Linked DNA regions of Homo sapiens: region 1 is linked to region 2. A link is a loop called in an ENCODE intact Hi-C map of the cell type or tissue named here. Cell type or tissue: Caco-2. All regions are shown on one strand. Links, peaks and the distances in the headings refer to the core of each region. The heading gives the core; the rest is flanking DNA.

What was found. Peaks named below come from ENCODE experiments on the same cell type or tissue, not always from the same donor. Only the 100,000 strongest peaks of a DNase experiment are listed, where the experiment ranks them.
Region 1: it touches region 2 in a loop (10-fold over the local background); 10 of 110 quality-filtered maps call a loop at or near these places.

What each region holds. Positions count from the first base shown.
Region 1 is chr7:65,714,797-65,729,843 of GRCh38, reverse strand. LINC03006 (long intergenic non-protein coding RNA 3006) reads left to right here. Exons shown (of 8, transcript NR_038378.4): 3 at 2,736-2,789. It also overlaps the pseudogene INTS4P2. Among named protein-coding and RNA genes, the nearest start is that of SNORA22, 33 kb to the left of the region's middle. In Caco-2, for the core only: a CTCF peak has its summit at 7,410 (motif pointing left); a DNase peak (open chromatin) is centred at 7,383.
Region 2 is chr7:66,006,352-66,021,398 of GRCh38, reverse strand. All of the region lies in intron 4 of LOC105375336 (a long non-coding RNA gene), which reads left to right. Among named protein-coding and RNA genes, the nearest start is that of GUSB, 32 kb to the right of the region's middle. In Caco-2, for the core only: no CTCF peak of the experiment used is centred there; a DNase peak (open chromatin) is centred at 7,268.

The DNA.
Region 1 (15,047 bases), core at 3,440-11,439, 290 kb after region 2:
TATATAATTAAATGTAATAAAATACACTCTTTAAGTGTGCATTTTGATGAATTTTGACAAATTTATTCATACTTGTAATCATCACAATAACATTTCCATCACCCAGAAGGTTCCTAGGGCCTCTTTCCAGTCAGCCCCGTCCCAACCCCCAGCCCTACTGATCTGATCTTTGTTGTTAGGGCATTTGTATTTTCTAGTGTTTCATATAACTGAAACAGTATGTGCTCTTGTGTCTGGCTTCTTTCCATCGGTATAATTTTTTTTTTTTGAGATGGAGTTTCGCTCCTGTTGCCCAGGCTGCAGTGCAGTAGCGCAATCTCAGCTCACTGCAACATCTGCCTTCCGGGTTCAAGTGATTCTCCTGCCTCAGCTTCCTGAGTAGCTGGGATTACAAGCATGCGCCACCATGCCCAGATAATTTTGTATTTTTAGTAGAGACAGGGTTTCACCATGTTGGTTGGGCTGGTCACTGCTGACCTCAGGTAATCTGCCTGCCTTGGCCTCCCAAAGTGCTGGGATTACAGGTGTGAGCCACCGTGCCTGGCCTTCCATCGGTATAATTTTTTTTTTTTTTGAGACTGAGTCTTGCTCTGTCCCCCAGGCTGGAGTGCAGTGGCGCAATCTTGGCCCACTGCAACCTCTGCCCCCTGGGTTCAAGCGATTCGCCTGCCTCAGCCTCCTGAGTGGCTGGGACTACAGGCATGTGCCACCGTGCCCAGCTAATTTTTTGTATTTTTAGTAGAGACGGGGTTTCACCGTGTTAGCCAGGATGGTCTCAATCTCCTGATCTCGTGATCCACCTGCCTCAGCCTCCCAAAGTACTGGGATTACAGGCATGAGCCACCGCGCCCAGCCCTATTGGTATATTTTTTAAAATATTTATCCATGTTGTAGCATGTATCAGTAATTCATTTCTTTTTATTACTGAGTAGTGTTCCATCGTAGGGATATACCACAATTTGTTTAGCTATTTATCTGTTGGTGAATATTTGGGTTTTTTCTTGTGTTGGGCAGTCACAAATAAAGCTGCTATGAATATGTTTTCATTTCTCTTGGATAAAACTCCAAGACTGGGATTGCTGGGTGTCTTTTTAATTTTTATTTTTTGAGATGGAGTTTCACTCTTGCTGCCCAGGCTGGAGTGCAATGGCGCAATCTCGGCTCACCGCAACCTCTGCCTTCTGGGTTTAAGCAATTCTCCTGCCTCAGCCTCCCTAGTAGCTGGGATTACAGGCATGTGCCACCATGCCTGGAAATTTTGTATTTTTAGTAGAGACGGGGGTTTCACCATGTTGGCTAGGCTGGTTTTGAACTCCTGACCTCAGGTGATCCACCTGCCTCAGCCTCCCAAAGTGCTGGGATTACAGGCATGAGCCACCGCGCCCAGCCTTGGTGGGTCCTATGATAAGTATATGTTTAACTTTATAAGAAACTGCAGTCCCAGTGTGGTGGCTCACGGCTGTCATCTCAGCACTTTGGGAGGCCAGTGTGGGAGGATTCCTTGAGGCCATGAGTTCAATGTCAGCCTGGGCAACATAGCGAGACCCTGTTTCTACAAAAAATAAAAACTTAGCGGGGCATGGTGGTGTGCATCTGTAGTCCCCGCTACTCAGGAGGCTGAGGTAGGAGGATTGCTTAAGCCCAGGAGTTCTAGGCTGCAGTGGGCTATGATTGCACTGCTGCACTCCAGCCTGGGTGACAGAGCAAGACCCTGTCTCAGACATGCGCACACACACACACACACACACACACACACACACACACACACACACAAACTGTTGTCTTTGCTTCCTTGTAATTGGGCAGCAGATCCTTTCTCTGATTCATCTTGGAATGCTGTTGTCTCTGTCCCCTGTATTTATATATTTATTTATTTTTGAGATGGAGTCTCGCTCTATCACCCAGGCTGCAGAGCAGAGACACGATCTCGGCTCATTGCAAACTCCACCTCTGGCGTTCAAGTAATTCTCCTGCCTCAGCCTCCCGAGTAGCTGGGACCACAGGCATGTGCCACCACATCCGGTGAATTTTTTTTTCTTTTGAAACGGAGTGTCTCTCTATTGCCCAGGCTGGAGTGCAGTGGCGTGATCTGGGCTTACTGCAACATCTGCCCCCTGGGTTCAGCAATTCTCCTGCCTCAGCCTCCCAAATAGCTGGGCTTACAGGCACATGCTACTACCACTTGGCTAATATCTTTGTATTTTTAGTAGCGAGAGGGTTTCACCATGTTGGCCACGCTTGTCTCAGACTCCTGATCTCAAGTGATCCACCAGCCTTGGCCTCCCAGTGCTGGGATTACAGGCGTGAGGCACTGCGCCCGCCTGAGTCTGCTTCTGTGTCTATTCATTTAGTTCTCCCAAGAGATTCTCTTTCCCTCTCCCTCTGCCTCTCTCTTTTCTTTGTACTCTGCTAATCAGGTTTACATGATTTCCTATCAGACCTGAATCTTGCAGAATTGAAGCCACAGAAAAGAATATGCTGACTCTGCAGTGCTTGAAGGGGGTAAAACTAAAGCATTACCTAGAGGAAGCAGTCTTAGGAAATTTTGCCTCTGACTCGTTTTTGTGACAGTCCCACCAGGAGAGAGTGAAGCCAGTCTCCCTCTTTCCTGTTTTGTGTCTGGACTTCAATGTTCATTTCCTCATTCTCTCTTTCTAGGATCTTGCTCTTGCAGAATCTACAGGTCTTTCTTGAAGAAATCTGTAGTCATAATTTTGTGCTCCATTTTTATTTAGGGGAGGAACAGGAAGAGAAGAGTGTGGCCTCCTAGAAATCTAGCACGGAGAAAGGTAAGTCTGATTTGTCTTTTTTTGGTCTTGTTTTGTTTTTTTTGCTGTCATTGTAATTTTTTTTATGCATTCGACTATTATACGTTATACTGTTATATTATGTTGGCCAGACTGGTCTTGAACTCCTGACCTCGTGATACTCAGCCTCCCAAAGTGCTGGGATTACAGGAGTGAACCACCAAGCCCGGCTTGACCTCTTGGCTTTTACCAAAGGATGTTTGCTTCTGAGGAAGCTGGAAGCTGCAGCCACAATGTGCCTTTGCAGGGGAGCCTGAGAGCCACAGGTAAGGACAACTGAGTTAGACAGGAGGGATGGGGCCTAGGGGGAGGGCAGAGTGCATCACATTCCCCCACCCAGACCCACAGGCCACGGCATCACAGCCCCATGCAAGTCCCGACTCCTGTCTCTCTGATTGTGTGATTCCCAGTTATTCCCATTTCCCTAACAGATAAACCTCCCAATGGGTTCAATGCATACACTTTTATTAAATCTCACTCTGTCACCCAGGCTGGAGGGCAGTGGTGTGATCTCGGCTCACTGCAAGCTCCGCTTTACAGGTTCAAGCGATTCTCTTCAGCCTCCTGAGTAGCTGGGACTACAGGCATGCACCACCAGGCCTGGCTAATTTTTTTGTATTTTTAGCAGAAATAGGGTTTCACCATGTTGGTCAGGCTGATCATGAACTCCTGACCTCAAATGACCCACCTGCCTCGGCCTCCCAAAGTGCTGGGATCACCTGCCCACTCCCTTGGTGAGGAGCCCCCTAGGGCACCTCCACCTCCTGGAGCACAAATGTTGTTGAGATGAGCAGCTTGAGACATGGTATGGACCTATGCGGAGGTGTCCCTAGACAATGATGGCATCAGAGTGAGAGGCTGGATGAGGATGTGTCTGGGGGAGCTTCGAGGTGCTGTGATGTGTAAGAGATCATTAATTCCAGGATGCCACCCCAAGGAGAATATGCATGGACCAAAGATGAGGGGTCCCCAGGAGGGTGAACCAATAGTAAGGCCCCCAGATTCCATCCCTAGCCAGGCTCCCTGCTAAGTGGCAATTAGAAAAATTCCTCTTTACAGAAAACAGAGCATCAATTAGGTCCCCAATTACAGAGCCAGTCCTCTACCCTCTAGTGAAAGCTTCCAGTGGACAAGAAAAGCTTGAGAAAGCCAGAAGGAATAGGAACCCACAGCTCAGGCCGGGCCGAGGCTTCATAAATCAAAAGGACATTTTTTTTTTTTGAGAGATAAGGTCTCACTCCATCACCCAGGCTGGTGTGCAGTGACCCAATCATGGCTCACTGCAGCCTTGAACTCGTGAGCTCAAGTGATCCTCCCAGCTCAGCCTCCTGAGTAGCTGGGACCACAGGTGCACACCACCATGCCTTGCTAACTTTTATTTTTATTTTTGAGACACAGTCTCGCTCTGTCACCCAGGCTGGAGTGCAATGGTGCATTCTTGGCTCACTGCAACCTCCGCCTCCTGGGTTCAAGTGACCCTCCTGCCTCAGCCTCCCAAGTAGCTGGAATTACAGGTGCATGCCACCAGGCCCAGCTAATTTTTGTATTTTTATAGAGACAGTGTTTCACCATGTTGGCCAGGCTGGTCTTGAACTCCTGACCTCAGGTGATCCGCCCACCTCAGCCTCCCAAAGTGCTGAGATTACAGGCGTGAGCTACCGTACCCAGCCCATGGCTAATTTTTAAACTTTTTTGTAGAGATGGAGTCTCACTATGTTGCCCAGGCTGGTCTCAAGCTCCTGGCTTCAAGCAGTCCTCCCACCTCAGCCTCCCAAAGTGCTGGGATTACAGGCATGAGCCACCATGCCCAGCCGCAGAAGGGCAATTATTACACAGTGACAGTGGAAGGAAGAGAGAGACACAGTCGGTGGATGGTGGGAAGATAAGAACATTCACTCTGAGGGCTTCTAGTAATGTTGGAGAAGTGAGTGTCAGCTGAGCAGAAGGGAGGGAGGGAAGGAAGCACAGGAGGTTTGAGGAGAGAGAGAGAGGAAGTATGAAATCGCTGTTGCAAACCTCCTGGGGGAATGTAGAGGGGTTGCCAGGAAGCCCACTTGAAGTCTGAATTTAAAGTGAAAGTCCAGCCAGGCCAGGTGCGGTGGCTCACGCCTGTAATCCCAGCACTTTCAGAGGCTGAAATGGGTGGATCACCTGAGGCCAGGAGTTCATGACCAGCCTGGCCAACATGGTGAAACTCCATCTCTACTTAAAATATAAAAATTAGCTGGGCAGGGTTGTGGGCACCTGTAATCCCAGCTACTCAGGAGGCTGAGGTGGGAGAATTGCTTGAACCCAGGAGACAGAGGTTGCAGTGAGCTGAGATTGCGCCACTGCACTCCAGCGTGGGTGACAAGAGCAAAACTCCGTCTCAAAAAAAAAAAAAAAAGTCAAAGTACAGCCAAACATGGTGGCTCACACCTGTAATCCCAGCACTTTGGGGTGTTGAGGTGAGGAGGATTGCTTGAGGCCAGGAGTTCAAGAGCAGCCTAGGCAACATGGCGAGACCTTATCTCTATAGAAAATTAGAAAATTAGATGGGCATGGTGTGGTGCACGCCTGTGATCCCAGCTCCCACAGAACCTGAGATGGGAGGATCGCTTCAGGAGATGGAGGCTGCAGTGAGCTCTGATCACACCACTGCACTCCAGCCTGGGTGACAGAGTGAGACCCTGTCACTAAAATAAATAAATAAATAAATAAATAAATAAGTAAATGAATAAATAGATGAATAAAGTGAAAGTGCAGCTGAGTGTGTGCTTTCCCAGTGATGCTTGGCTGTCCAGTTGCAGATGCAAGAGATCCAGCCTGTTCATGTCACCCTTGCCCAGGGGAACAATGTCAGGAGAGAGAGAGAAAAAGGAGGTTTTTTTTCTTCTTTTTTTGAGATGGAGTCTCCCTCTGTCGCCTAGGCTGGAGTGTAGTGGTGTGATCTCGGCTCACTGCAACCTCCACCTCCCGGATTCAAGCGATTTTTCCTGCCTCAGCCTCCCTAGTAGCTAGGATTACAGGCGCCTGCCACCACACCCAGCTAATTTTTGTATTTTCAGTAGAGACAGGGGTTTTGCCATTTTGGCCAGGCTGGTCTCGAACTCCTGACCTCAAGTGATCCACCCACTTCGGCCTCCCAAAGTGCTGGGATTACAGGCGTGAACCACCTCGCCCTGCAGGAGTTGATTTTAATTATGAACCATGATTAAGGAAGGCAATGACCACAGAGAGAGTGACAATGAGGTGGGGAGGCCAAGTGGAGAGTTCTGGAGCAACAGAAGAGAGGTCAGCAGAGAGCTGTCTGAAGTCTCCTTTCTGGGTGATGGAGGGTCCCAGGTGTGACCGCAGGCAGGGAGTGGTGGCTGAGAGGCATGTTGGAAAAGCTCACTGGAGCTGCAGCAGTCTAAGTGCCCAGAGAGATGCGGAGTAGGCTGGCCTGTCCACGTGGGTGACGACACCAACGTCTTGTATGAAATCACTGTTGCAAACCTGCTGGGGGAATGTAGAGGGGTTGCTGCTCTACAAGACGGCAAGAAGGATGGAGAACGCAGTCAGCCAGGAACACAAGTCCTCAATGGATGACGAGGTGCAAGCGGAAGACCAGCAGACAGCAGTCACTGAGAGGGACAGCAGGTGACTCCGCTGCCTTTGAAAGAGAAAGGTCTTGGACACGACCACAGGAACCATGAAGGATATAGACCCTACCTTAGATTCTACAGTACGTGGGGTATAGGAGAAAAAAGAGTCCCTGCACCAGACGGTGCCGGGGGATGTGGGGTCCTGAGGGGCCAGTGGGGTTGGAGAGAGGGGACCCTCCTGCAAGAGGCTGAGTGGTGGCTCCAGAGCCGATGATGTCATCAGAGGAGCTGGGGCAGGATGGGGAGTGGGGAGGAGGGTCCAGTCATATTAGGCAATGCACAGATCTGGGGGGAGGCCTATAGCACAGAGGCTCTGTCCTTTGAGGGTGACTGAACCAACAGGGGAAAGCGAGGCATGGTGAAAATAGCCATGGATGGCCAGCTGTGGTGGCTCACACCTGTAATCCCAGCACTTTGAAAGGCTGAGGAGGATGGATCACCGGAGGTCAGGGGTTCAAGACCAGCCTGGCCAACATGGGGAAGCCCCGTCTCTACTAAAAATACAAAATTAGCCAGGCTTGATGGTGGGCACCTGTAATCCCAGCTGCTTGGGAGGCTGAGGCAGGAGAATTGCTTGAACCCAGGAGGCAGAGGTTGCAGCGAGCTGAGATCACATCACTGCACTCCAGCCTGGGCAACAAGAGCGAAACTCTGTCGGGAAGGGGAGAGGAGGGGAGGGGAGGGGAGAAGGAAGGAAGGATCGAAAGAAAGACAAAGAAGGAAGGGAGAGAGAGAGGGGGAAAGAAAGAAAGAAAAGAGAAAGAAAGAAAAAAAAAGGAAGGAAGGAACGAAGGAAAAAGGGAAGGAGGAAGGAAGGAAGGAAAGAAAGAAAGAAAAGGTAAGAAAGAAAACCGTGGATGACCGCAGACGGCCACAGGTGACATTTCAAGCTGTGAATTTGGAGAGAGAGGGCGCTCCAGGCAACTGTGGGGTGACTGCTCCCCCTGGTGGCCATATATGGCTAAAGCAAGTAGAAGTCCAGACACACCTGGAGAACAGGTGCCATCGCCTGAAAGCAACCGTAACCACGACAACAAGGCCAGGTGCAGAACCCAGGTCTCCCCCCTTTATTAGAACCTGTGGAGAGATCATGAATGTATTCTCCGATATGTTTATTTTCAGGGGTTAAAAAAAAAATCTCCCCAGTGTCACTTCTCCCAGGAACGTGTGTATGTGAATGGCTTAAAAACTGTTGCCCTTGACAAAGAAATGTACCAATCTCCAATGACAGAATATTTAATCGAGGAAAGGTCTCATTAACAGATGTTAATTAATCTCCTTAACAGATGTTAAGGAGAACTGCAAACCACTGTTCAATGAAATAAAAGAGAATACAAACAAATGGAACAACATTCCACGCTCATGGGTTGGAAGAATCAATATCGTGAAAATGGCCATACTGCCCAAGGTAATTTATAGATTCAATGCCATCCCCATCAAGCTACCAATGACTTTCTTCACAGAATTGGAAAAAACTACTTTAAAGTTCATATGGAACAAAAAAGAGCCCGCATCGCCAAGTCAATCCTAAGCCAAAAGAACAAAGCCAGAGGCATCATGCTACCTGACTTCAAACTATACTACAAGGCTACAATAACCAAAACAGCATGGTACTGGTACCAAAACAGAGATATAGATCAATGGAACAGAACAGAGTCCTCAGAAATAACACCACATATCTACAACCATCTGATCTTTGACAAACCTGACAAAAACAAGCAGTGGGGAAAGGATTCCCTATTTAATAAATGGTGCTGGGAAAACTGGCTAGTCATATGTAGAAAGCTGAAACTGGATCCCTTCCTTACACCTTAGACAAAAATTAATTCAAGATGGATTAAAGACTTACATGTTAGAACTAAAACCATAAAAACCCTAGAAGAAAACCTAGGCAATACCATTCAGGACATAGGCATGGGCAAGGACTTCATGTCTAAAACACCAAAAGCAATGGCAACAAAAGCCAAAATTGACAAACGGGATCTAACTAAACTAAAGAGCTTCTGCACAGCAAAAGAAACTACCATCAGACTGAACAGGCAACCTACAAAATGGGAGAAAATTTTCGCAACCTACTCATCCAACAAAGGGCAAATATCCAGAATCTACAATGAACTCAAATAAATTTACAAGAAAAAAACAAACAACCCCATCAAAAAGTGGGCGGAGGATATGAACAGACACTTCTCAAAAGAAGACATTTATGCAGCCAAAAAACACATGAAAAAATGCTCATCATCACTGGCCATCAGAGAAATGCAAATCAAAACCACAATGAGATACCATCTCACACCAGTTAGAATGGCGATCATTAAAAAGTCAGGAAACAACAGGTGCTAGAGAGGATGTGGAGAAATAGGAACACTTTTACACTGTTGTTGGGACTCTAAACTAGTTCAACCATTGTGGAAGTCAGTGTGGCGATTCCTCAGGGATCTAGAACTAGAAATACCATTTGACCCAGCCATCCCATTACTGGGTATATACCCAAAGGACTATAAATCATGCTGCTATAAAGACACATGCACACGTATGTTTATTGCGGCACCATTCACAATAGCAAAGACTTGGAACCAACCCAAATGCCCAACAACGATAGACTGGATTAAGAAAATGTGGCACTTATACACCATGGAATACTATGCAGCCATAAAACATGATGAAACTGGAAACCATCATTCTCAGCAAACTATCACAAGGACAAAAAACCAAACACCGCATGTTCTCACTCATAGGTGGGAATTGAACAATGAGAACACATGGACACAGGAAGGGGAACATCACACCCCGGGGACTGTTGTGGGGTGGGGGGAGGGGGGAGGGATAGCATTTGGAGATATACCCAATGCTAAGTGACAAGTTAATGGGTGCAGCACACCAACATGGCACATGTATACATATGTAACAAACCTGCACATTGTACACATGTACCCTAAAACTTAAAGTATAATAATAATAAAATAAAATAAAATAAATAGTTAATGAATGGAGTTCTGCAGGCTTTGCTTTAAAGAACAGATCTACAGTATTTTATTGGGGAATGTAATCTCAGTGTCATCTCTGAGGCATGTTTACTGCTATATCTCTATCGAGCACCTGAAGTAAGTAGTGCCTGGAACAGAGGAATGACTCAGGGTGTGGTGACTGGACTGGATGGCACTTTCAAAGCACTGGACCTGTCCCACGATGGGGCAGTGAGTTTCCCGTCCCTCTACCTATAAGGTACCTAAAAGGTTTAGCCTTGCGTGTGGTAGATGTGCTTTGAAGGGGGTTTAGGAGACAGTCTAGGAGATGACCCTTAAGTAACCTGCCTACAATCTCCTTTACACTCAGGTGATCAGTGAAGTTTTTTTTCAGGGACAATGTAAAACAGTAGTTCTGCTGGTATCACTGACTACGTATTAGAATCACCTATGAACTCTTAAACACTAGTGCCCATAGGCCCTATTCTCAGGATTTTGATTTAATTAATGTAGGCTGACACCTATTCATCTGTTCTTAATGCTTTCTGAGTAATCCTAAAGTGCAGTGAAGGTGGACAACCACTAATGTGGAAAAAAACAAAACAAAACAAAAACACTCCAATATGCAATACAACTTCACAGCTAGCTCAGAACTAGTTCTCTGCAGGTCTCATAATTTATAATAATTTCTGCTTGGAAGCCAGAAGGCCCGTTCCTTTATTGTCACCATAGCCGAAAAGCGTAATCTTCAAGGCCTGATTCATCCTTACCTCCTCCAGGAAGCCTTCTCTGCCTGTTCCAGCCTATTTTTCTGTCCCCTTATTGTACTTCCTGCCAGTGCTTGCATCCCTGCTTTGACTCATATCCCTTTGGCCCTTCTCTCATATCCCTTGTGCCCTTCTCCTTTCCTTTCCTGAGCCTCCACCACACTCCAAATTGAATACTCTAAAAGGTTTAGCCCTGCATGTGGTAGAGGTGCTTTGAAAGGGTTTTTTAGGAGACAGTCTAGGAGATGACCCATCCTGTGCATGTCTACTCACCAAACCCTGTTTTATAATTGCCTGCCCATTTGTATGTCTCTGAATGAAACTGTGTACACCCCGAGAGGAAGAACTGTGATATATTTACCTTGGCAACCACAGCACTTAGTGCATGCAATAGAGTAAACACAATTGCACAAATGGATGGAAGGAAGGATGAATGAGTGGACAGATGGATGAATGAAGGAGTAGTACTCTTTGTGGGGCTTAACTGCACTGTCTGAATTGATTAGTGTCTCTACTACATTTCTCATGTGTCTCTATTACATCTATGTAACTTGGGAAAGAATATTTCCTAGTAATCGCTTTTTCCCATCCATAAATTTTATCTGCCAGCTGACTGACTCACAGCCTGAAAGGAACTTGTTTATTATAGTTTTCTGTAATAAAAGACCAAATCTTAACGTCACATTACAAGATTAGAAAAGGTCTTATCATTTACTGAACCCTTACTGGGTCCTGGGGGCTTTAAATTCATTATCTCTTTATGTCAACTCCTCCTATTTGTCAGTTGTAGAATCTGAGACTCAGAGTTTAAAGTAACTTGCTTCAAACCACACTCAGCAGTAGTTGAGATTCAAGCCTAGGTTCTTTCCCACAGAGGCTCATTTCTTCTCCTGTCCCAGTTTCTGTCCCTCAAGTAGAGACTATAGGGGTACTAACATTAAATACTTCAACACAAGGTCAGTCTAGAAGCTCCACGAGGACCCAAACCCGACAGACCTGGACCTTAACAGTGTTCTGAGGATCCTGCACATGCTCCAGGGTTGCATCAACATCCAGGGCAACCACCAACCCAGAGTTAAACTGCAAAGGGTTGTCTGACTCGCCCGCTGGCTCAATGATGGTGGCTGAGGCTTTGTGGATCTGTAAGCCAGAGGAAAATCCTATGATTCTAAAGCCAGGTCATTCCTGGACAAGAAAACACATCTTTTTTCTGTCTCCTTATCTAATGAGTGGGCATGTGGGAGCCACTCAGAGGAAGAGCCTAGCCCAGCTGCTCCATTGGTCAAAGAAGATCACCAAGGTAAAGATTTTTGACCGTCTGGACAGATTTGGCCTACAGGGGCCAAATAGACCCTGACCTGCTCTGGAAGTGGGAGATGCAGAAAGGCACTCTGTCGCAGCATGGTCTGTAGAATTTTGACCACTTCTGCAGGTTTGGATGTCATGAGTCGGGGCATAAGGTCAAGGAGTTTGTCCACAAAGCTGTCCTGCAAGTGGGGCAAATCAGCGATGAAATACCTGGAGGAACAAACAGAAGCAACTGACTCATTCAACTGTGCACACATTCACCACAGGCTGGGCCCCAGACACCTACCAAACCCTGAAGTAGGAAGAATGATGAAGTGAGAAGAGCTTGCAATTTACGACCAAGATAGACTGGTACCTATACAATCATGCCTCAGTCACATGATCATCAGAAAGGCCTCTGTTTATTGATAACCATTATGTGCCAGGCATACTCTTAAGTGTTTTACATGATCTTATTTAACTCCCAGCAATCCTATGCATCATTAGAATTTTTATTTTCATATTATAGATTCATTAATTATTTTAACAAATACATTTTTAAGACCTACGAAGCACCAAGCACTATTTTAGGTTCTGGAAACACAGTGAACAAAAGAGAACAAAACGATTGCTTCAATGGAGCTTACATTCAAGTGGCAGAAATACTGAGACTCAGAGGGGATGATGCCTCACTGAGGCTCAGAAAAGTTAAGTACGTTACTCCTGTCTCAGACTGATCCAATTTTGGGCCTCGTGCCAGTGGATAGTCAAAAAATATCTCACTGAGGAGGTGATATCTGTGCAGGAACTCAAAGGATGAATTAAGAACATCAGATGAAGAACTTTGGGGATTCAGAGCTATCATCTTCCCAAAAATCTTTTCAACCCAACTGTGCAAAAACAGACTCTCTACTTTAAAGAATCTAAAGCCAAAAGTAAGGCATGAACTTATTTCAGATTCAAAACTAGAATTTATTTTTTATTTTCTTTTTGGGAAGGAGTCTCGCGCTATTGCCCGGGCTGGTGTGCAATGGCGTGATGTCGGCTCACTGGAACCTCCGCCTCCTGTGTTCAAGCAATTCTCCTGCCTCAGCCTCCCGAGTGGCTGGGATTACAGCTGCCCACCACCACGCCCTACTAATTTTTTGTATTTTTTAGTAGAGACAGGGTTTCATTATGTTGGCCAGGCTGGTCTCGAACTCCTGACCTCATGATCCACCCGCCTCAGCCTCCCAAAGTGCTGGGATTACAGGCGTGAGCCACCGCGCCCAGCCTCAAAACTAGGATCTTAAAAAGCTAAGCTAGATGGTACAGTTTGCTAGACAGCATTACCTGCTGGTGAAGGTAGCGTTGCAACTCAGCCCTGTAAGAAGCTATCATCACCCCAATGACAAGTACAGAGTCACAAAAACCTCAGGTTTGGTGAACTTCATGAGGGCAGAGACAATGAGCGGAAGAAATGAAACAGACTTCATCAGTGCTTTAAGATCCTATGTCTTCTCCCAGTATTATTCTGCCAGCATACCAGAAGTCTGGTCACTCCCTTGACTCCTATTTCTTCATCAAGCTTTCCATTCAACTACTGCATGTGCTTTAACAGATTCATTCCATATAAAACTCTGAAAAAATATATGTATTCTACAAAATAAAATTTACCTATAGAATTACAAAACAATTGTTTGTAGATTACAGAGAAATATGCAAGTATAAGAACAGTGTGGGCCTGGTGCAGTGGTTCACACCTGTAATCCCAATACTTCAGGAGGCAGAGGCAGGAGGATCTCTTGAAGCCAGGAGTTTGAGACCAGCCTGAGCAACACAGCAAGACCCCATCTCTAAAAAAAATATTAAAAATTATCCAGGCATGGTGGCACATGCCTGTAGTCCTAGCTACTCAGGAGTCTGAAGTAGGATGATAGCTTTAGCCCAGGAGTTCAAGGGTGCAGTGAGCTGTGCCAGTCTGGGTGACAGAGTGAGACCCTGTCTCAAAAAATAATAATGAGGTCAGACGCGGTGGTGGCTCATGCCTGTAATCCCAGCACTTTGGGAGGCCAAGGCAGGCAGATCACTTGAGGTCAGGAGTTAGAGACCAGCCTGGCCAACATGATGAAACCCCGTCTCTACTAAAAATACAAAAATTAGCCAGGTGTGGTGGCAGGCACCTGTAGTCCCAACTACTTGGGAGGCTGAGGCAGAAGAATCACTTGAACCCAGGAGGCGGAGGCTGCAATGAGCCAAGACTGCGCCACTGCACTCCAGCGTGGGTGACAGAGCAAGACTCTGTCTCAAATAAATAAATAAATAAATAAATAAATAAATAAATAAGAATGGTGTGAACGAACAGTGTTGAAAAAAACAGATGACTAATGATTTTTTTCAACAAACGTATTTACACGTTTTCTTCATATTACTTGTGTTTTTATGGCCTAGCTGAGTGCTAAATGCAAGTGATTCCTGGTAGGTTTAGTTTTGAAGCTCCAACTTCAAAGAAGTTTCTATAATATTAAGGAAAAAAACCAAATTAGTTTTTTTTTCCTAATTTAAGGTTAACGACATGGCCACAGATGATAGCCTGGCTGCACAAGCTAAACCAAGGAATGTGATTTGTGATTGTTCCTATTGCCTGCAAGTGCTATACTCCGTGTAACCAAGATTTTATAAGCCGGAAGAGTTATAAAATACTTACCTCTGAAAAAAGTCTACTTCCTGTAAAAATTTTTCACACATCCCAAATAAGGGGTAAAGTCTGTAGAAAAGAAACGTAAAATAATTTGCTTGTGAAATCTGCAAACTGAGGTGGACCAAAGTCCCAGAAACCTGAGCCTAAATTAAAGGAAAATTAGTATATTACACTATAAAAACGATCTCTAAAAGTAACAGAAGACTCCTAATGGACCTGGGGGAAACACCTGTCGGGATCCCAAGACCTGATTAAACCACTGCAGTGCCCATTAAGCTCAAAGAATATTAAAAATCAAAGACTATCACAGGCTACACTTGGCACTAGACTCACTACGAATACAGAAGAGAAGCATAGCATGTGGGCAGTACAGTGTCAAGTTCCCCTTCTTCAGGAGTCCTTGCTTCATTAACATCTCAGCTAGCATGGTCTCTATACCTATCTGATTTAGATCTCATCTCCTTGCACATGAGCTGTCAGCATTGGGATGAAAGCTCCCAGATAGCTGTGTGGACTGCTGCAAGATCTACCCAGTTTCAAGAATCACTGCACTCAATGAAGCCTACAGCCATTGTATCGGCATCTGGAAACTAGTTCATTTATATTTCCTTCTGGTCTACATGCAATTTACTCAGAGATCATTTTTTCCATAGCGGTATAGCCTACTAATGTAGTTGATACTGTAAGGGCTCCAAGAAACATACCTAAAAAGTTAACTAAATTCCTATGCGAGAGGTGAAAAGGTTTTGCTACTATTTTGCCGACAGACATGGATGGTGTTCCTTCCTCTCTATCTTGAATTACTTGGCCTCACAGTACTTGAGAACATTCCATTTCAGTAAAAAGTTATTGCATACCTAAATAATCCAGGCAACATGCTAGGTCAATGTGACTTACTAAGTTTTGACCTTTGTATA
Region 2 (15,047 bases), core at 3,520-11,519:
AGACTCTGTCTCAAAAAAAAAACAAAAAACAAAATTTCGGTGTCATGAAGCGTTTTCTGTATGCTTTCTTCTAAGAAGTTTATTGTTTTAGTCTTATGTTTAAGTATTTGATCCTCTATTTAAAAATTAAAAAGAATTTTAAATTAAAAGATTTAATTGACATAATTGTGCATATTTATGGCATATAAAGTCATATTTTGATATGTATATAATATTTAATGCTCAAATTAAGGTAATTAGCATACTTATCACTGCAAATATTTATCCATTTTCAGTTAATTTTTGTATATAGCATAAGGTAAGGATCCACCTTCTTTCCTTTGCATGTGAATATCCAGTTTTTCTAGTACCATTTGCTGAAAAGATGATCCATCTCTCTTGAATGGTCTTAGTCTCCTTATCAAAATTATTTGACCATATATGCAAGTGTTTTCTTTCTGGGCTCTCTACTCTGTTGGTCTGTATATCTGTTTCTCTGCTAATACTACACTATTTTGATTGCTATAGCTTTACAAGAAGTTTTGAAATTGGGAAGTATGACTACTCAGACTTTATTTTTCTTTTTCAAAATTGTTTTAGCTACTTGGGGTCCCTTTGGATTTCATATGAATTTTAGGATGGATTTCCCTATTTCTGAGAAAAATGCCAATGAGGTTTTTTTTTTTTTTTTTTTTTTTTTGAGACAGAATCTCGCTCTGTCACCTAGGCTGTAGTATAATGGCGTGATCTTGGCTCACTGCAACCTCTACTTCCCGAGTTCATGTGCCACCATGGCTAATTTTTTTATTTTTAGTAGAGATGGGGTTTCACTATGTTGTCCGGGCTGGTCTCGAATTCCTGACCTCGTGATCCATCTACCTTGGCCTCCCAAAGTGCTGGGATTACAGGTGTGAGCCACCGTGCCCGGCCTACCATTGAGATTTTGATAGGGATTGCATTGAATAATATATCAATCACTTTAGGTAGTATTGACATCTTAATATTAGGAAGTCTTCAATGGATGTGCTTCCATTTGTTTGTGTCATCTTTCACAATTTCTATTGTTGTTGTTATTGTTGTTTTGAGATGGAGTCTCGCTCTGTCACCTAGGCTGGAGTACGGTGGTGTGATCTCTGCTCACTGCAACCTCTGCCTCCCGGATTCAAGCGATTCTCCTGCCTCAGCCTCCTGAGTAGCTGGGATTACAGGCACGTGCCACCACGCCCAGATAATTTTTGTAATTTTAGTAGAGATGGCATTTCACCGTGTTGGTCAGGGTGGTCTCAAACTCCTGACCTCAGGTGATCTGCCGGCCTCAGCCTCCAAAAGTGCTGGGATTACAGGCGTGAGCCACTGCACCCGGCCAATTTTTGTATTTTTAGTAGAGATGGGGTTTCGCCGTGTTGGCCAGGCTGGTCTTGAACTCCTGACCTCAGGTGATCCCCCTGCCTCGACCTCTCAAAGTGCTAGGATTACAGGCATGAGCCATCGTGCCCGGCCTATGTAACATTTTTGAATTGACTTGTTGATACCTGCAACAAATCCTACTGAGATTCTGATTGGGATTGTGTTATATCTATAGGTCAGTTTTGGCAGAGAATTGACATCTTGACAATATGAATAATTTTATTTATTTATTTATTTATTTATTTATTTATTTATTTATTTTTGAGACAGAGTCTCTGTCGCCTAGGCTGGAGTGCAGTGGTGCGATCTCGGCTCACTGCACGCTCCACCTCCTGGGTTCATGCCATTCTCCTGCCTCAGCCTCCTGAGTAGCTGGGACTACAGGTGCCTGCCACCACGCCCGGCTAATTTTTTGTATTTTTAGTAGAGATGGGGTTTCACTGTGTTAGCCAGGATGGTCTCGATCTCCTGACCTCGTGATCTGCCCGCCTCGGCCTCCCAAAGTGCTGGGATTATAGGCGTAAGCCACTGCGCCCGGCCAACAATATGAATAATTTAAGATCAGTCAAAGGTTAAAAAAAACAACAACAATAGTGAGCCTTCCAGTCCATGAAAACAGTGTAGCGTACAGGTTCTGCACAAATTTTTTAAAATTTATACCTATTTTATAATTTTGGGTGCTATTATAAATGGTGCTCATTTCCAGTTCTTGATTGCTGATATAGAAATATAGCTGAATTTATATTGATCTTATGCCCTCCAGCCTTGCTAAATACACTTATTAGTTCCAGGAACTTTTTTAGTTTATTCTTTAGGATTTTCTATGCTGACAGTCATGTTGTCTGCAAATAGAGTTTTATTTCTTTCTCATCTGTATGTCTTTTCTTTTTCTTATTTCATTGCCCCAGCTGGGGCCTACAGGACGATGTTGAGTAGGAGTGGTGAGAGCAGACATCCTCATCTTGTCCCTGATCTCAAGGGAAACAGTCAGTCCTTTACCATTAAGTATGATGTTAGTGTAGGTTTTCTATGGATGTCCTTCAACAGGTTTACGAAGTTCAAATTGCTGAGATTGGGTGTTGAATCTTGTCACTTGCTTTTTCTGTATCTATAAATCTAAAAAGATTTGTAGTCTTTTGGCTGTATCTTTTTTGTTTATTTTTATTTTTAGTAGTTACTGTAAGGATAATAATATGCATGCCTGACCATTTATAGTCCAGAGTTAATATTTGACCAGTTAGTAAATGTATATAAGTCTCTTTACATTATAGTTGTTGTATTTATAACATATAATCTACATACATTGAAACATAAAATCTAGGTACTGTTAGTAGTGTTTTAACATTTACTTTCTATATTCTTTTTTTTTTCTTTTTTTGAGACAGAGTCTCACTCTGTCACCAGGCTGGAGTGCAGTGGCGCGATCTTGACTCACTGCAACCTCGGACTCCCTGGTTCCAGCTATTCTCCTGCCTCAGCCTCCTGAGTAGCTGGGATTACAGGCATGTGCCACCACGCCAAGCTAATTTTTATATTTTTAGTAGAGACAGGGTTTCACCATGTTTGCCAGGATGGTCTCGATCTGCTGACCTCGTGATCTGCCCACCTCTGCGTCCCAAAGTGCTGGGATTACAGGCGTGAGCCACCGTGCCTGGCCTATTTACTTTCTATATTCTTACATATTTTAAAGAACTTAAGATAACAAAAATAGTCTTTTATGTCTACCCAAGATGTCATCATTTCTTTCACTCTCTGTCGCCCAGGCTGGAATACAGTGGTGCAATCTCGGTTCACTGCAAGCTCCGCCTCCTGGGTTCACGCCATTCTGCTGCCTCAGTCTCCCAGGTGGCTGGGACTACAGGCGCCCGCCGCCACACCTGGCTAATTTTTTGTATTTTTAGTAGAGACCGGATTTCACCGTGTTAGCCAGGATGGTCTCGATCTCCTGACCTTGTGATCCGCCTGCCTCGGCCTCCCAAAGTGCTGGGATTACAGGTGTGAGCCACAGCGCCAGCCAAGAATGTAATTAGTTTCTTTCATTCCTGAAGGATAATTTCACTGGGTTGATTGGTCTTTTCCTTCAGAACTTTAAAGATGTCATTTCAGTGACTTCTGACTGTCACAGTTTCTGATTAGAAATCTGTAATCAGGCCAGGTGTGGTGGCTCATGCCTGTAATCTCAACACTTTGGGAGACCAAAGCAGGAGGATCACTTGGGGCCAAGAGTTTGAGACCAGCCTGGGCAACATAGCAAGACCCCATCTCTTTTTTTTTTAAGACAGAGTCTCGCTCTGTCACCCAGGCTGGAGTGCTGTGGCGCAATCTCTGCTCGCTGCAAGCTCCACCTCCCAGGTTCACGCCATTCTCCTGCCTCAGCCTCCTGAGTAGCTGGGACTACAGGCTCCCGCCACCACGCCCAGCTAATTTTTTGTATTTTTAGTAGAGATGGGTTTCACCGTGTTAGCCAGGATGGTCTTGATTTCCTGACCTCATGATCCACCCGCTTCGACCTCCCAAAGTGCTGGGGTTACAGACATGAGCCACCGCGCCTGGCCCAATTAATTATTTTTTAAAAAATAGAGATGGGGGCCGGTCGTGGTGGCTTATGCCTGTAATCCCAGCACTTTGGGAGGCTGAGGAGGGCGGATCACAAGGTCAGGAGATCGAGACAATCCTGGCTAACACGATTAAACCCCATCTCTACTAAAAATACAAAAAATTAGCCGGGTGTGGTAGCGGGTGCCTGTAGTCCCAGCTACTTGGGAGGCTGAGGCAGGAGAATGGCATGAACCCGGGAGGCAGAGCTTGCAGTGAGTGGAGATCGTGCTACTGCACTCCAGCCTGGGAGACAGAGTGAGACTCTATCTCAAAAAAAGAAAATAATAATAATAATAATAATTAATTGAAAAAAAGTTTTTAAAAATCTGCTATCACCCTAACCCTAATGTGTCATTTTCCTCTGGCTGCTTTTAAGATTTTTGTATTCCCTCTCTACTCCCACTGCTTCACTTGACTAGCCTAAGGAAAATTTTTTTAAATAAAATTAAATTTGAAAAAAGATTGTTCAAGTCTTTGGTCTGCAATAATTTGATAATGATATATTTCAGCATTTTTTCCCCAATTTATCTTTACTGAGCTTCTTGATTATGTAAATTTATGTTTCTTACTAAATTTGTGAAGTTTTTAACTATTCTTGAAATATTTTTCTGTCCCAAACTCTTTCTCCTCCTTTTCTTGAATTCCAAAAACACAGTGAGCTGAGACTGTGTCACTGCCCTCCAGCCTGGGTGACAGAGAGAGACTCCAATCACCCAATCACTCCTGGGTGATTGGTAGACCTCTGATGCTGCTGTACAGGTTTCTGTGGTTCTGTTCCTTTTTTTAAAAAAAATTATATTTCAAATGGAATAATTTCTCTCTTTTTTTCTGTCTCTTTTTAAATAGAGACAGGGTTTCACTCTGTTGCCCAAGCTGAAGTGCGGTGGCGCGATCAGGCTCACTGCAGCCTCAAAGTCTTAACGGGATAATTTCTGTTGATCTGTCTGTATACACACAGATTGTTCTGGCATCTTCCGTTATCAAGCCTACCAGTGAATTTTTCATTTCAGGTATTTTTCAGTTCTAAAGTTTCCATTTGGTTATTTGTTATAACTTCTGTTCTTTCCTGAGAACTAGTATTGTTCCATTCATTTCAGGAATGTTTACTTTTACCACCGGTTGTTATAGTAGCAGAATCTTGATAATTTTAACATCTGGGTCATCATGGGCTTGGCATCTGTTGATTACCTTTTCCCTGGAGAATGAGTCATATTTTCGTGGTCGAGGTAATTGTAGATTGTATCCTGGGCATTTGAGTATTATATTGTTTGGACTCTGGGTCCTGTTAAAAGCCTCTGGTTTGTGTTTTAGGAGACTGTCAATCCAATTAGGTTCGGACTTCAAGTCGGGGCAAGGATTTCAGTGTCATTTGGTTTTTGAAACCTTTGCCCTGCCACTCTGAGTCTTTGCATATGGGACTGGACTGGCGGTGGAACTTGCTCCCTTCTCACTCGGGGTCTTTGCTGTGCTGGGTCTGTTCCATGCTTGCTGTTTTGGTGCTGTTCTGCACATAAATAGCTCAGGTGAACCTAGGATTTGTGTTGATTGATATTCAAGTTTGGAGGAGTCCCCTTCTCTAGCTCTCCTCTCTGGGACTCCCCCGCTCGTACTCTGGTTCACATGAGATCCCTTTTTTGGTCCTCTAGCCACAAGTTCTGAGTTTCTCTCAAAGGTTTGCCTGCCCGTCTGTTTGTGGTTGTTCTGAATGTCTCTCAAAGGTTTACCTGCCTGCCTAGGTGTGGTTGTTCCCAGTGTCTCTCAAAGGTTTACCTGCCTGCCTGTGTGTGGTTGTTACTAGAGCTGTCCTTGGAGCAGAGCAGGGAAAGTGGAAAAGGAAAAAATGACTCTTGGGCACTTTGGAGAGCAAGGGCTCCCTTCCGGGCTATGCCTGCTGCTGGTCCCTGTGTTGGGGGCTGCCCTTGAGTTGTGAGCTCCTCCCAGGTCTCCAGCCTTTCTCAGTTCCCTGGCCAGAAAGATTGGGTTTCTCCTGGAGTTGGAGCTTTCTATAGAGGCCACCACAGCTGCACCAGGATTGAGGCCCTGAGAGAAAAGAGGGAAAAAAGCCCCAAGAAACTCAGATTCATCCTCCACCCCAAATGGTTCTCAGGTTTTGTTTCCCTCCCAGGCCACCTGCTTTTAATTTGCTTTTCAGAGTCCTCAGGTATATTTTTGTGTATTTTGTCTGGAGATTTCTTCTTCTTTTTTTTCTTTTTTTTTTTTTGAGACGGAGTCTCGCTCTGTTGCCCAGGCTGGAGGGCATTGGCACAGTCTCGGCTCACTGCAACCACTGCCTCCTGGGTTCAAGTGATTCTCCCACCTCAGCCTCCTGAGTAGCTGGGATTACAGGTGCATGCCACCAGCGCTAATTTCTGTATTTTTAGTAGAGATGGGGTTTCTCCATGTTGGCCAGGCTTGTCTTGAACTCCTGACCTCAGGTGATCCGCCGCCTCAGCCTCCCAAAGTGCTGGGATTACAGGTGTGAGCCACTGCGCCCAGCTGTCTCAAAATTTCTCATTGTAATCTATGCAGAGAGAAAGGCTTTCGTGGGCTTTCTCCATCTTGTCCTATAGCAGAAGTCCTAACAGTTGATTTCTAAGGCCTCTTTTCAGCTCTTTGTCTGGGCTGATGTATTGCTTCCTAAGCCCAACATCTTTTCCACTATAAATATGGACAAAGACTGTTCAAAAAACCTACACATAAATAGGCATTGTCTTGCAAGCTGATTCATGATTGGCCATAATCTATATAAATTTAAAGCAGACTGTAATATTCAAGAAGGATTAATTTCAACTCCTTTTTTCCACTTGTGATCTTGAAATCGAGGATTTTAAAAAATCTTTTTCTTTTTTTTTTTTTGAGACGGAGTCTCGCTGTGTCGCCCAGGCTGGAGTGCAGTGGCGCGATCTCGGTTCACTGCAAGCTCTGCCTCCCGGGTTCACACCATTCTCCTGCCTCAGCCTCCCGAGTAGCTGGGACTACAGGCACCTGCTACCATGCCCAGCTAATTTTTTGTATTTTTAGTAGAGATGGGGTTTCACTGTGTTAGCCAGGATGGTCTCGATCTCCTGACCTCATGATCCGCCTGCCTCAGCCTCCCAAAGTGCTGGGATTACAGGGGTGAGCCACCACGCCTGGCCAAAAATCTTTTTAAAAGGCTTTCTAAACCTTTTAACCTCAACCCTTTCATTAATTACTTGGTTCCATGACTGCCAAGAGCAAACGCTACAGGCAGTGTTGTTGTCCAACAGCCAGTAGAGGGAGAGGCAGGCTTCTTCACTGTGGCTGGGCCTGGCTCCTTCTCTGGGAACTTGCAGCCCTTGCAGTTCAAACAGCCTCAGTGTCCCGTGACCCAGGGAGCTGCTTGACCAAAGCCATCAAGACCTGGACCATTGTGTGCTAGTTGCAGCTTAAGACATTACACTTACAACAGGAACTCCTGAAGCGTCTTTAATCCTGGTGTTTGAATATTCACAACAGAATTTTTCTCTGCCATTCTCTCAGGGAGAGGAGATTCAAGATAACAGCCCTTAATGGGTCTGATTCTGTTAGTACAAGCTGGGGCTCTATTAACTTGCTTAAATACCTCCACTACCAGAGAGACCTTGCGGGTAGGGTAGGAACCATGTTTTGTTTGACTTTATAACCTTATTCAGCAAAGCAGTAGTGTTGGGACTCAACTGCAAGTCACTGTGATACGATGTCCTGTGTCATTTTTTCTTTTTTTCGAGGTGGAGTTTCGCTCTTGTTGCCCAGGCTGGAGTGCAATGGCGTGATCTTGGTTCACTGCAACCTCCGCCTCCCCAGTTCAAGTGATTCTCCTGTCTCAGCCTCCTGAGTAGCTGGGATTACATGCGCCTGCCATCATGCCCGGCTAATTTTTTTTTTTTTTAGTAGAAATGGAGTTTCACCATGTTGGACAGGCTAGTCCTGAACTCCTGACCTCAAAGAATCCACCCGCCTTGGCCTCCCAAAGTGCTGGGATTACAGACGTGAGCCACCGCGCACCTGGCTCTGTGTCATTTTTTTCTACAGCATGTTACTTCCTCTGAAGCATTTGGCTCTTTAATCATTTTAGTTTTTGCTTCAGGCACCTAGTTCCCAAAGAACTGCAGCCTGGCTTGTAGCCCCAGCTCTCATACTGACATCTCCTCCCTAAAGTATACAGCTCTGTGTTAGGGTTGGGATTAGGTCTGCCGGGAATATAGCAAGAGGACTTGCCTTCAAGACCCAGCTTAGATAGGGTCATAAATAACTTTGCATCCCTAAAAAGGACTCTTCTGGGCACAGATTATTCTTGGGAGTTGACAACGTATTTGGAATATGTTCCTCTGGGACCAGCAAAGCTCAGAGTCGACGGATGAGTTGTAGGTTTCCTGGTGTCTGCAGTCGGGTACCCTGGCTGCTTTCAGAGAGTGGAGTCCTGCCCCGTATCTCCCCAGAGTTTTCCCCTTTCTCTCCCATGAACTTTTGCAAGTCGGGGCTTCCCTAGCTCTTTCTCTCATGTATGCTTCAGATTACGTTTACCTCATGGCAGCTTTGTCTTGGTTGTTGGGGACACAAAGATGAACACAGTGGAGGTGCTATGGTAGGGACACGGTGGAGAGACACTGAAGTGTCAGCAAACACCATGTGCCAAGTAGGGCCTGAGATCAGGAAGTAGCCTCGTGCTTTTCTGTAGGGTGTTTGCAGTTTGGGTCAATTGGGATATGAGTGCAAAGTAGGGCCATACAAAGCTATAGAGACTGACAAAGACCAGATTTCAGAGGGTTCTGGGGGCTGAACTAAGGAAATTCAAGTTCAGACTACAACCTGTGAGGACAGTGGGAGGATTACAAGCAGGATAATGAGATGACTATGTTTCTGTCTTTTAAAAGAGACTTTATTTGTATGAGTGCAGATAGATTGAAAAAGTGGCAGCCCACTGAAGATGAAGGCCATCATCCTCTAACCAAGAGGTTGGAGTGGGCTGTAGAAATGGTGAGGAAGGGATAGGTATCTTTTTTTTTTTTTTTTTTTTTTTTTTGAGACGGAGTCTTGCTCTATCGCCCAGGCTGAAGTGCTGGAGTGCAGTGGCACGATCTTGGCTCACTGCAAGCTCCACCTCCCGGGTTCATGCCATTCTCCTGCCTCTGCCTCCCGAGTAGGTGGGACTACAGGTGCCCGCCACCATGCCTGGCTAATTTTTTGTATTTTTTTAGTAGAGACGGGGTTTCACCGTGTTAGCCAGGATGGTCTCGATCTCCTGACCTCATGATCCGCCCGCCTTGGCCTCCCAAAGTGCTGGGATTACAGGCGTGAGCCACCAAGCCCAGCATTTTTTTTTTTTTTTTTTGAGTTGGAGTCTTGCTCTGTTGCCCAAGCTGGAGTGCAGTGGCGCGATCTCGCTCGCTGCAATCTCCTCTTCCCGCGTTCAAAAGATTCTCTTGCTTTAGCCTTCCGAGTAGCTAGGACTACAGGCGCCCACCACTATGCCCGGCTAATTTTTATATTTTTAGTGGAGACAGGGTTTCACCATGTTGGCCAGGCTGGTCTCAAATTCCTGACCTCAAATGATCCGCCTGCCTCTGCCTCCCAAAGTGCTGGGATTACAGGCATGAGTCACCACGCCTAGCCTAGATGTCCTGAAAGAAGTGTAATCATTGATACTTGGTGACTGAATATGTGCAGTGGGTGAAGGAGGAGTCAAGGAGGACCCTCAGATTTCTGGCCTGGGTGCCTGGCACTTCACCGAGAAGAGAAGTACAATGGGAAGAGCTGGTTTGTTGGGAAGGCTGTAGGGTCACTCTGGGGCGTGTTAAGTTCATGGCATGTCAGAGATGTCAAGGTGGAGAAATCTAGCAGGCAGTCGGCCACAAATGTGTGAAGCTCAGGTCACATGGCATGAGGACATGGCTGTTTTTTAATTTTTAAATTTTTCTGAGTACATGATAGGTGTATATATTTTGGGTATATGGGATATTCCTTTTTTTATTTTGAGACGGAGTCTTGCTCTGTTGCCCAGGCTGGAGTGCAGTGGTGCGTATCTCAGCTCATTGCAACCTCTCTCTCCCAGGTTCAAGCCATTCTCCTGCCTCAAATTCCCGAGTAGCTGGGACTGCAGGCACCCACCACCACGCCCAGATAATTTTTTTGTATTTTTAGTAGAGACAGGGTTTCACCATGTTAGCCAGGATGGTCTCGATCTCCTGACCTAGTGATCCGCCCGCCTCAGCCTCCCAAAGTGCTGGGATTATAGGCGTGAGCCACTGCGCCTGGCCAGTATATGGGATATTACAATACAGGCATACAATGTGTAATAATCACAGTAGGGTAAATGGGGTGGCCATCACCTCAAGCATTTATCCTTTGTCTTATAAACATATCCAGTTATACTTTTGTAGTTATTTTTAAATGTATAATGAAATTATTGCTGACCATAGTAACCCTGTTGGATTATCAAATACTAGACCTTATTCATTCTTTCTATTTTTCATACCCATTAACCACGCACACTTCCCCCACCTCACCCACCCCACTGCCCATCCCCACCTCTGGTCTGCTGCTCTCTGGTCCTTCTCCTCTCTCTGTCTCCAGAAAGCATGGACTTCTTGGTTATAGCTTGTAGTGGTAGCTGACATTGTGAGGCCTGGGTGAGGACGTCAGTAGGAGGGTCAGAGGATGAAAGTCAGCACCATGAGAGTGCCAGAGCCTCGTGGGAGAAGAGAAAATCCAGAAGGAGATGAAGAAGGGAGAGTCGGAAATATCAGAAAAGAATTGAAAGAGAAGATGTCATGGAAGCCCCGAGGGCAGGCAGTTTTAAGGAGGGAATGATCAGCAGTGTCAGATGGAGTAGGACCGAGGAGCAACCGCTGGATTTGTCCATGTGGAGGCACCAGGCCCTTGAAGGAAGAACACTTTTGGTGATCGCTTGGGCAAGAGCTAGGGTGCAGGGAGTTGAGAAGCAAGGGGAGAAAGTAGAGACAATGAAAGAGGTGGCCGGGTGCGGTGGCTCACGCCTGTAATCCCAGCACTTTGGGAGGCCAGGGTGGGTGGATCACAATGTCAGGAGAGCAAGACCATCCTGGCTAACACGGTGAAACCCTGTCTCTACTAAAAATACAAAAACTTAGCCAGGCATGGTGGCACACCCCTGTAGTCCCAGCTACTCAGGAGGCTGAGGCAGAAGAATTGCTTGAACCTCGGAGGCGGAGGTTGCAGTGGGCCGAGATCACGCCACTGCACTCCACTCTGGGCAACAGAGCAAGACTCCATCTCAAAAAAAAAGAAGAGGTTTGGTTAACCCCGGGCGCGGTGGCTCATGCCTGTAACCCCAGCACTTTGGGAGGCCATGGCAGGTGGATCACGAGGTCAGGAGATCGAGACCATTCTGGCCAACATGGTGAAACCCCGTCTCTACTAAAAAAATATAAAAATTGGCTGGGCATGGTGGCATGTGCCTATAATCCCAGGGGAGGCCTGGCTTCTCCTGGCCTCTTAAATGGAGGCACTTTATGGTGTTCTGTCCTGGTCTTCACTCACTCCACAGTTGGTTTTTGGAGCATAATATCCACTCCACAGTTTCATATAACTCCTTGCAATTAAATCTAGTGCTGGTTTTTTTCTTTAGTTCTAGACCAAATTAGGCCTCAAACTAGACACGCTTTTTTTTTTTAAGACACACTTTTGACAGAAACGTCTTCAGAGGTATAAAGGTACTGCAAACTCAAATTTCATTTTAAATAATTTTTTTTTTTTGAGACGGAATCTCGCTCTGTCACCCAGGCTGAAGTGCAGTGGTGCAATCTCGGCTCACTGCAAGCTCCACCTCCCAGGTTCATACAATTCTCCTACCCCAGCCTCCCGAGTAGCTGGGACTACAGGCATCCACCACCACACCTGGCTAAGTTTTTGTATTTTTGGTAGAGACGGGGTTTCACCGTGTTAGCCAGGATAGTCTCGATCTCCTGACCTCCTCCCAAAGTGCTAGCATTACAGGTGTAAGCCACCGTGCCCGGCCTAAATAATGTATTTTTTTCTAAACAACCTAACCTTAACTATCTGTTCCTTCACTCCTCCTCCCCCGACACAATCTACACAGGTCCTGTTGACTTTACCTGAGGGTAACGGGAAGCATTTCACCTGTTTAGACACTTACTGGCATGCCTGCCGCTGCTGGCCAACTTCATAACCTTACTCTTGCTCACCCAGAGGGTGTTACAGTGCGTTCCTCACTGTCTGCCTCCATTTTCTTGGGTCTTCCAGAATCGCTGCCAGCACCAGCCAGAACATGCCCCTCTTCCTTGGTTGTTCTCCTATATTGACCAAGTCACACCCAGCCTCTTGATAGTCAGGGCCCTTTCGATCTTGTCCCAGATGACTTTTTCACCCCATGTCCTACCCCTCTCTAGCTGTTTCCTGAAACTCCGGGAGCTTTCTTTCCTCTGGGCATGTCTTTGTGTTGTTCCTGCCCTGGCTGTCTGTCCCTTCCATCCCTTTTGTGTTGAAAAGCCTTCAGGGTCTAGTGCAAGGGTCATCTCTGTGGAGTCTCCTTTCTTGAGTCTAGAGTAAACATTTGGGGGAGTAAACATTCTACAAGCAGTAGAAATTGACTAGAACTGCCCTAATAATGACTGCCATTTATGGAGAAACTATCGTGGGACAGATGGCATTATGACACTTTCGATCCATTATCACATGTACAGTAGAAGCAGATGGCCAAGAACAGGAGCTTTTCTGCCATTTACTAGCTTTGCAACTGTGGACAAGTTATTTGCTATCTCAGTGTCAGTGAAATCTGAGGATTCAATGTACTTGCACATGGAAAGCAAGCAATAAATGGTAGCTGCAGCCTCTGGGAAGATTTTCATCCCTCTTAATCCTCTCATAAGATAGTAAGTACTGTTATCATTCCTATTTCACAGATGAGGAAATTGAGGCTCAGGGAGAGTGGGTAAGTGTTCTGCTTCCCCCAACACATGGCTGCAGGAGTCATGGCTTCTTCATGTTTTCACTCCAGAAGCTCTTTAACGCAGTAAATACTTACTGAGCTGATTGGAAAGATGGATCTGCAGCTCCAGGGTCAAATTGAGAGAGAAATGTAGAAGTTGTCGCCTGCACAGGGGTGGTCACTGCAGTCATTTGATCTCCTCTGAAGTTCTGTAGTCTTTCAGGGTCCACACTGTTCGGCCACCCTTTCAGCAATGAGCTGTGTCTTTCTTTGAGGCAGATGATCACTATATCTGTCACTCAGATCTTTTGTTGTGAAAATTTGCATGTATTTGTCTTTTTTCTCCAGCTGGGTTAAGTGCTTTCAGGGCAGAGGCACTGTACCTGTATTTCTGTTTATTAACTCCTGCCTCTTTAAGTCCCCGTTTTGTTTACTAAGATAATAGGTGAAATCTGGGAAACATTAAATCTTCATCTCGAAAAGGAATTCATCCATTTCTAAGAGATGACCAAACAAGATGATTTTGTATGTTTTAATTTTTTAGTTTTAGAGATAGGATGTGGCTCTGTCACCCAATCTGGAGTGCAGTGGTGCGATCATAGCTCACTTCAGCCACCAACTCCTAGGCTAAAGTGATCCTCCTGCCTCACCCCCCTTGTCCTCTGCCTTCCGTAGTTGGGACTACTTGTGTTTCACCAGAAAAAAATCAGCTTCCTGTTTGAATACCCACTAGACATTTAAAGTTCTACAATAAACCCATCGAAGATGCAAAAAAAGCGCCTCTGCAAAAACAAAAAACCCACAATCAAGCATCATCGACTCCCCAAGTAAACAAAATGGTAATATCAAAAAAACAGATAAAGCTGTCATCCACCAAAAAAGCGGAGCTGCCGACCTGGGGTCCACTAAAGAAGCTGACACAGTTAGCTAAAAAAAGCCTAAAAAAACAAGGGTAATACAAACTCTAGAAAATATACTGGTTACAGCTTTGATAATTGTATCAACGGTGGTAAGTCTCCTCATGTCTGCAGAAACAGCTGCAGCTAATTATACTTACTGGGCCTATGTGCCTTTCCTGTCCTTAATTTGGGCAGTCACATGGATAAATAATCCTATTAAAGAATATGTTAATAATAGTGCGTGGGTACCAGGCCCCACAGATGATCGTTGCCGTGCCCAATCAAAAAAAAAAAAAGAAATAATAATAAATATTTCCATTGGGTATTATTATCCCCCTATTTGCCTAGAAAAGGCACCAGGATGCTTAACGCCTACAACCCAAATTTGGTGGGTAGAAGTACCTACTGTCAGTGCCACCAGTAGATTTACTTATCACATGGTAAGTGAAATGTCACTGGAGCCACAGATAAATAATTTACAGGACTCTTCTTATCAAAGATCATTAAAATTTAGGCGTAAGGGGAAGCCTTGCCCCAAGAAATTCCCAAAAAATCAAAAGGCCCAAAAGTCTTAGTTTGGAAAAAATGTGTGACTGATACTGCTGTGGTATTACAAAACAATAAATTGGAAACTATTATAAACTGGGCCCCTCGAGGCCAATTATATTATAATTGTACAGGCCAGACTCACTCATGTTCACAGGCCCCATCCATCTGGCCCATTCATCCAGCCTCTATTAGTGATTTAACTAAAAGGCAAGACCAGGTTTTATAAAGGTTTAAATCACCCTATCCATAAAAATGGGGTAAAAAGAGAATTTCATCACCTCAACCAAAGTTAGTTCGTCCTGTTACTAGTCCTAAACATCCAAAATTATAAAAACTTACTGTGGCTTTGCACCACGTTAAAATTTGGTCTGGAAATCAAGCTATAAAACCAAAAAGTCGTAAGCCATATTATACTATCAACCTAAATTCCAATTTAACAATTCCTTTACAAAGTTGTGTAAAACCCCCTTATATACTAGTTGTAAAAAACACAGTTATTAAACCAGATTCCCAAACTATAACCTGTGAAAATTGTAGATTGTTTACTTGCATTGATTCAACTTTTAATTGGCAGCACCATATTCTGCTAGTGAGGGCAAGAGAGGGCATGTGGATCCCTGTGTCCATAGACCGACCATGAGAGTCTTCCCCATCTGTCCGTATTTTAACAAAAGTATTAAAAAAAGTTC